Linked DNA regions of Homo sapiens: region 2 is linked to region 1. Evidence: chromatin contacts called from ENCODE Hi-C or POLR2A ChIA-PET data. All regions are on one chromosome and are shown on one strand. Each heading gives the region's core, a stretch centred on a gene start or an enhancer-like site at or near the end of the contact. The rest is flanking DNA. Distances are from core to core; before and after follow the strand shown.

What was found. Hi-C counts contacts between places; a loop is a spot of excess contacts on that map. ChIA-PET counts read pairs that join two places held with the same protein, here RNA polymerase II (POLR2A). Pooled maps may share reads with other maps.
Region 2: a loop to region 1 is called in a pooled map, with 4 times the contacts of the local background. The contact joins two enhancer-like sites. A Hi-C loop is called at or near these places in 3 of 37 single-sample maps with no recorded cell type and 7 of 50 pooled maps. POLR2A ChIA-PET finds 5 or more read pairs at or near these places in 10 of 52 experiments (A549, MCF 10A, OCI-LY7 and 6 more).

Annotation. Positions count from the first base shown.
Region 1 is chr15:84,632,037-84,635,979 of GRCh38, reverse strand. It overlaps the pseudogene SCAND2P and the pseudogene EGLN1P1. Among named protein-coding and RNA genes, the nearest start is that of WDR73, 20 kb to the left of the region's middle. RefSeq lists silencers at 1,693-1,772, 2,243-2,592. Within about 2 kb of position 1,844, at least 6 of the 41 ENCODE cell types and tissues checked have a DNase peak (open chromatin) inside an H3K27ac peak, as active enhancers do.
Region 2 is chr15:84,759,432-84,763,374 of GRCh38, reverse strand. All of the region lies in intron 1 of ZNF592 (zinc finger protein 592), which reads right to left. Among named protein-coding and RNA genes, the nearest start is that of ZNF592, 13 kb to the right of the region's middle. RefSeq lists an enhancer at 2,260-2,761. Within about 2 kb of position 1,659, at least 3 of the 41 ENCODE cell types and tissues checked have a DNase peak (open chromatin) inside an H3K27ac peak, as active enhancers do.

The DNA of each region.
Region 1 (3,943 bases), core at 595-3,094:
TCACATCTGGGAAGTGCCTTAACAGATATCTGAGGAGTTACTGCACATTAAGTCGGTAACAACACACTTCGGTTTCAAGGCGTATGTAATCTTCCCTTGATGCTCTTCAACAGAGACAAGGTTCCTGTCTGTAGATCAAATAAATCACAGTATTAGGAAAAAAAATAACAGCAAATTTGGAAGTACAATCAACTTAAGGAGAAGCAAAGGAAAAGACTTAGAAATGGGACATTATTGTCTACATCTAGAGGATACATGTATCTGAAAGCTTAAGAAAGCCCTTATCTTAGGAACTTGAAGCTGAGGATAATCTCAAGTTCACTTAGTGCCAGTCACTTTAGTTTTTAAAAAAATTTAACTTAAACCCCAGCCTAGGCAACATGGTGAAACCCAGTCTCTACTAAAAATACAAAAATTAGCCAGGCATGGTGGTATGTGCCTGTAGTCCCAGCTAGTTGTGAGGCTGAGGCGGGAGGATTGCTTGAACCTGGGAGACAGTGGGGTTGCAGTGAGCTGAGAATGCACCACTGCACTCCAGCCTGGGTAACAGAGCAAGACTCAAAAAAAAAAAAAAAATTAAACTCTTCTTATTGTGTCTTTTTCCTTGTAAGACATTAACTAAAAGTTACTGGTAGTAAATGGTGACTGTTTTACAATTGGGTTTCATTATTGACAATATCAAAAAAAAGCAGCAATCTTTAAGAGTTCAAATTAGTGTAAGATAGGAAGGACTGCAAAACAATCTGATTTTTCAGTTGTAATTAAAGTGCTCCTTTTCTTATTTTAAGTAAAATAAAATTAATCAGTCACTGGCAACAATCATTATTAAGAGGTCTTTTAGGGCAAAATTTAATAGTATGAAGAGGTTTACAAAAATAGATTGACGTTATTTTGAGAAATACTGTAATTTTTTCTCAATTCAGTTTTGATAAATTGTACCTAATCATAGAAAAATTATTCCAATTCAAACTTGACATATATTAAAAAAGTAGAGATGAAATTAACTCAGCTACGTAACAGATCTGGCAAAATATAAGAATGAAAAAAATTCTACACAGGGCACTTATTTCATATCCAGAGGTAAAAACATTTTCTATTAGTAGCTTATCTTCTTCCTGTAAGCAATCACAGATTCTAAGTTGATCATGCGGTACAAAGTCACAGCAGTCAGAATCTTCTGTTTGATGCAACACACAAAGTTGTTTGTTTCCTTACTAAAATGCGAACTGGTTGTCTATTTTTCTTTATCCCATTTATTCGTATTCACAAATTAACAAATAGCGTCAACAATTATTGTAGGTGAAGTGGGGTATTGCTGGATCAAAGGCTCTATAAGACGTCTTTACTGACTGAATCTGAAGGTTTATTGAGTTCAATCCTCACACCTTTTTCACCTGTTAGATATTTTACTTTAGCTCGTGCTCTCTCATCTGCATCAAATACCAAACAGTTATTGCGTACTTTGTAGCATATGCTGGTTGTACTTCATGAGGGTTGCGATGGTCAGACCAGAAAAACAGCAGTCTATCAAATTTGGGTTCAATGTCAGCAAACTAGGCTTTACCTTCTAGAAAAATTCGAAGTATACCTCCACTTACCTTGGCATCCCGTTCTTTAACGTAATGTAATACATTTCACACGTCTTCCGTCTCCATTTGGATTATCAACATGACGTACATAACCCGTTCCATTGACCGGATAACAAGCAGCCATGGCTTTTGTCCGGCCCGGGGACGCGCGAGGCGGGGACGCGGCCGCCGCGGGGTCGGCCGCGGACTTGGCCTTTGCCTTGGCTGCGTCCCCGGAGGCGCTGTCCCGGCGCCTCGCTGCCTTCCTGGCCTCCAGGGCCCGGTCCCTGGACGGCGGCGCTGCAGCGGGCGGCGCGGGGCCGGAGTCCTGGTGAGGGCCCCCTCCGTGGCCGAGGGCGCCCTCGCTGCCCTGGCACACGAGCTTGTGCTTCTTCCAGTCCTGGCGCTGGCGCTCCTTGCAGCAGAAGGAGCTGCGGCTGCAGCGCAGCAGGTTCTCCATCTTCCCGCACAGCTCGCAGTACTGCCGGTCTCGCTCGCTCGAGCTCGGCTCGCCGGGCCCGCAGCTGTCATTGGCCATGGCGACCGCAGCTGAGCAGGAGGGGTGCGGCCGGACGGCCTCGCCCGAGGCTGGGGAGCGGAGAGAGAGATAGGGGCCGTCACTGCGCCATGCACCCGCTACCCTTGACTCAAGGAGGCTGGCACCCAGGGCCCTCGGCCGGGTCGCTTCCGAGTCCTAGGCTCCGGCGCAGCGCAGGCGGCCGCCTCAGCGCCTAATCGCCGCCGTGGGCTGAGAGAACGCGGCCTGTGCGGCGAACGGCAACCCGGGCTCGGGCGCGCGAGCCTGCGGAGCGCAAGACCGGCCCCCTCGGCTGCCGCCACCGCCTCAGCGTCCCGGGCGGCCCGGCCCAGGCTGCGGAGGAGCGCAGGGTAAGCGGGTGCCGCTCGCTCTGCGCATTCTGCACGTACACCACGGTACGGCGGCGACCCGGCCGTGCGGCGCGCGTGGGCCCACACTGCGATTTCTTATCACTCTTGCGGACGGGCTAGAGTTCGTTCTATTTTGGGGCTGTGCTTCAACTGTTCCTCTGGTTCTGCTGTGAACTTCACCATTGCCTGGAACAGACAGATTCTGTCTGTGCTTGCTTCGGATGGATGTTTAGAGAACTCAGTACTGATCCTGAGGGCTCCTTCTTTGAGAGCACATCCTGTCCCTCTTCAAGGACTGGAAGTGGTCAAAATTCTGTAGGGACTAAAACTTAAACATCCCAAACATAAAAAAGCAGAGGAAAGGTTGGGTGCAGTGGCTCACGCCTGTAATCCCAACACTTTGGGAGGCCGAGGTGGGTGGATCACAAGGTCAGGAGTTCGAGGCCAGCCTGGCCAATATGGTGAAACCCAGTCTCTACTAAAAATACAAAAATTAGCCGGGCGTGGTGGTGGGCGCCTGTAGTCCCAGCTACTAGGGAGGCTGAGGCAGGAGACTCGCTTGAACCCGGTTGGCGGAGGTTGCAATGACCCGAGATGGCACCACTGCACTCCAGCCTGGGTGACAGAGCGAGACTCCCTTTCCAAAAAAAAAAAAAAAAAAAAAAAAGCAGAGGAAAAAGCCAGTCTTATGCAAAAGCCTGCAACAGCAGTAAAGACGGCAGACATGTGGAAGGCTTTATGGAGATAAGGCCATGGACCACTGCATCCTGGCCACCCAGCTCTCTGGGGACTGCTCCTACCTGCCTTGCCAAACCCTAGGCAAAAAGACATAGGATAATTCAGGTGTTTTGCAATAGGCTCAATAATGTCGACAAAGACCACCGAAGCCGCTTGCCTCTGGCTGGCTGCTACAGAGTGAGAGCTGTTCTCCAAAAAGACATCCCTGTCACATGTGCTCCTCCCTGATCACAGTGAGGCTCATACCATTTTAAGCAATTTTCTTATTTAATGGCAGGGACGGACACTCAGAGCAGCCAATGTTGTGCATTCTCTGAAGAGTCAGCCTGAACTTGGAAGGAAAGTTGCAGATACCATGACCACGAAATAAGCAAATTCCAGTTTAACATCAATAGTGAAGTATGCCCACACTGCTAGTAACCCAAGGCAGCTCTGTCTCTCACATACCTCTATTTTAACTGTTCGGAACTATGTTTTTATAGCTCACCTCCAGCCTCTGTCTTCCAGGTTCTTTCTGCAAGTCTTCCACCAGGGCCACTGCCTCCTCTCCACTCTCCGGATGCTGCTGTCTGACCCAGATCTGGATCTCCTGGAGAAGGACAGTCGGGAACTGTTCTAGGACCAGCAACTCCAGGATCTGCTCTTTTGTACACTTCTCTGGCCTTAGCCACTGACAACAGAGCTTCTGGAGCTGGAGGAGGGCCTCTCGGGGTCGTGATGCTTCTTGGTAACGGAAATGCCAAAAGCTC
Region 2 (3,943 bases), core at 410-2,909, 130 kb before region 1:
AGACAGTCTCTCTCACATGCGCAATCATGCAGTTTGGATGCAGAATGGCTAACAAACCTGAGTGTCAGGCTTCACTTCCAGGCTGGCTGCTTCTCCCAGGTCACCCTAATCACACACGCATGCTTGGATGTGTAGGAATCTTACAGTTTATAACACACTCTTCACACTGCACAAGGAACTCACCAGTGAGTGAACTAAGACTGGCACTCAGGCTCCTGCCTGCCCCCAAGGACCAAGCTGCCCCTGTACTTTGGACTCCAAACCAGCAGGTCAGTTTTCACATTTCAAGTTTCCCAACACACTCATCTTCCCAAGGTGCTACTGAATAGGGCACAAATTTTCCTTCAATTTGGTATTGAGACATTCACCACAGCCCTTGCCATAATGATGACACAACTTAGAGTGTTATAAGACCAAGATTAGACAACATTGCTCTAGAACACTGTTCTAGATTAGAGCTTCTTCCAACACTAGAAAGATTCAGGACTATCGGAGCCAAAGAGATTCTAGAAAACCATTAAATTTAAACCACTTACTCTACAAGCAAGGAAACTGAGGCCCAGAGAGGTGAGGTAATCAAATAAGAAAAGGGACATAAACTGAAGAGTTTTTATTACTGTGGAAGATTCCTGTTATTCCTGGCAAGGTCAGGGGGCCCTTGCTTGCCCTTCCCATCAGAGCAGCTGAAGTCTCCTACTCACAGTTACCCTTCAAATCTCTCCACCAAATACAGGGGATAAGGCTTATTTAACCCTCAGACCAGTGCTTCTTAGACCTGGAGCGATCCTAATGCCTAACCCCAGCTCAGACCAATTAAACCAGAAATTACAGAGGTGGAGCCACCATAGGATCCCCAAAATCCGTACCTTCCCCCATGGGTTCCTTAAACCCTCCCCAGCCTGAAGGGCTTTTGCACTTGCTCTTTTCTCCAATCTGATTGCTCTTTTCTCAGATATCTGCGTGGCTCCCTCTCTCACTTCCTTCAGACCTCCGCTCAAAGGCCATTTAATCCATGAGATTTCTCTGACTTCTCAATTTAAAATAGAAGACCTTCCTCCCCACCAAACCCCTCATCCACCAAGCCTGCTTCATTTTTCTCCATAACACTTTTCACCATCTCTTATATTTTATCTTACTTATTATCTATAAATGCATACAAACCAGAATGAGCCCTATAAGAGTAAGATTTGTGTTTATTTTGTTCCTTGTTATATTCCCAGTGCCTAGAATAGTGCCTGGCACATAGCAGACCATCACATATATACTCTAAATGAACACATCAGGAACACAAATCTCAAAATATGACTCATACCAAAAGATCATAAAGAAGCAGCCGTTTGGTTGATTATACCAAAAACACTTCTTCACTGATCTCATCTTGGCACAACCCTTATCAAAAACAGGATAGAAGCCTAATGAAACAGAAACCATTCAGAAATACTTTCAGAAATAAGTATTTCTAGACAATTAATCCAATCCAATGGGTTTGTTCGTCAAAGACAATTTGTTCTGAGAAATAAACATACGGAAACAGAAAATGAACTTGAAAGGTGATGGAACAAATGGCTTTCAGATATCATCTTAGCATATGTGCAGATTCAGAAGAAAGCCTGAGAGCACTGACAGCTGTACTCAGACAGGAAGAGTTTTCAGCAGACCAGAAAGAACAGACAGGCTCCTCTCCTGGGATTACAGCCCGTGAGGTGAAGGTGCCATCTGGGATACTATTGCCTGCTTACCCCCAGACCCCTCAACCTGATGAACACCTTCAGCAACCTGAGGATGACCCTTCCTTTTCCTTTCTCCTACTTACACCCCACCTGCTTCCAAAACTCACTTGAAACCACTGACAACACTTTAAACTCTACCACATTGGAAGCACTGGAAGCCTTTGTCAAGGCAGCCACACAGCAGTTGGGGAGCATCCCGCCATTACCAAGTCTCACTGATGTCATCTGCTCCATCCCATGTCTGCCGACCCCCTGGTCCTTGCTCTTTCCTTGCCCTCTCTGGTCTTTCCCTACTTGGTCATCCTGCAAATTTCTTTAAGACTAATCCTTCCCAAACACCATTTTTATCAGGTCACTTACTCTGCTCAAAAACTCCCTGGGCCGGGCATGGTGGTTCATGCCTGTAATCTCAGCACTTTGGGAGGCCAAGGTGGGTGGATCACCTGAGGTCAGGAGTTTGAGACTGGCCTGGCCAACATGGCGAAACCCCATCTCTACTAAAAATACAAAAAAATTAGCCAGGTGTGGTGACGCATGCCTGTAATCTCAGCTACTTAGGAGGCTGAGGCAAGAGAATTGCTTGAATCCGGGAGATGGAGGTTGCAGTGAGCCAAGATTGTGCCATTGCACCCCAATCTGGGCAACAAGAGGGAAACTCTGTCCTAAAAAAAAAAAAACTTCTTCCTGTAGCCTACCATATTAGGTCCAAGCCCTGGGCCAGGCTTTCAAAAACCTCCATAATCTAGGCCTAAGACCAGGGCTACTGTGTTTTTCAGCAGCTGCCCCTCACTGGTCTTGCAGCACCAACTCACTGCCTCCCTGCTGAACAGCACCAGTAAGAGATGGGGTATAGAGACTGGAACAGACTGGACCATGTCTCTGAACTCCGTTCCTACTGAGAGCATCCTCTTCATCCTCCTCTCTTCCACCCAACCACACTCCTTCTCTCCTACTCCAGCTGCTAGCTACACTGCCCTTTGCTACCCTATCTCTACACCACACACACACCGCAGACATGCACGCATGTACTTTCATTCATTCAATAATATTGAGCACCATTACTGTGTGCCAGGCCTTGTTCTAGTCACTGTGGATACCACAGTGGACACCACAGTGAACAGAACAAATGAAATTCCTGCCCATGTAGAGCTGATAATCCACTGGAAGGAGACAGACATACAGAGACAGATTCATAAAAGTCATACTTATTCTCTTTCTCAACCAGGGCTCCTCATATGACATCAGAAGAGTGAATATATTCTCAGTTCTGAAGTGAGAGAGCAAGCCATGAGAATATGGGGGAGAAGAGGTTTTAGGCGGAGGGATGAACAAGAAGGAAGAGAAAGGCCCTGAAGCAGAAGGAGTAGGAGATATGGCTGGGAAGCAGATGATGGCAGGCCATTGCTAGGTCTTTGACTTTGACTCTAAGACGAAAGAGTACAGGAGGATTTGGAGTAGAAGAATGATGTGCTCAGACCAATATTTTATTTGTTGTAGGTGGTTCTTTTTTTTTTTAACCACTTATCCTCAAATTCTATCAGACTGACATTTTAAAAGGATCACTCCCCTCTGCCTATCCATCTCAACTGTCTATCATTAGGAAGAATTACCAGAATTTCTTCCTGATTGTTCCCAAATTTTCTAAACTAAGCACATATTACTTTTTAAATGGCAGGGTGGGGGGGGGGGGAATCTCCCCAATCCTTAAAGACTTGGCTCAAATTCCAACTCTGCCTCAAAACCCCTGTACAAGGCAGGGCTAGCCCACGCTGTACCCTATGTCCCAGCCAGCAGGACCACCAAGGTGGGCCCAGAGTCAGCAATGAGGTGGTACAACAACATTCACTGCAGGAACTGATATGAATGAATGTTTCTTTTGCTGCCCTCACTTCTCTCCTCCCATGCAGAAGTGTGTCCCTTCAGACACTCTTGCCCCCAAGTGCCTGCCTGGGTCCCAGTCTTTCTCTCAGTTGACTTAATTAATTCCTGGTAATTAAACCTACTGTTTGGTGATGATGTACTAAAGAGTATGACCTCTCCCAGGGGGTATAAATAATTTAAAACAGGACTCTAAGATGGAAATGCAAAAGCCTTAGACTCAGAGGAATGGAGCTATAATGATGGAATGACAGACACTGGGGTTCATACTTTGTGGATAGGAGGCCAGCTTCTCCTAAAGGGCACAGCACTTAGGAAGCAGCGTCAAGGGGAGA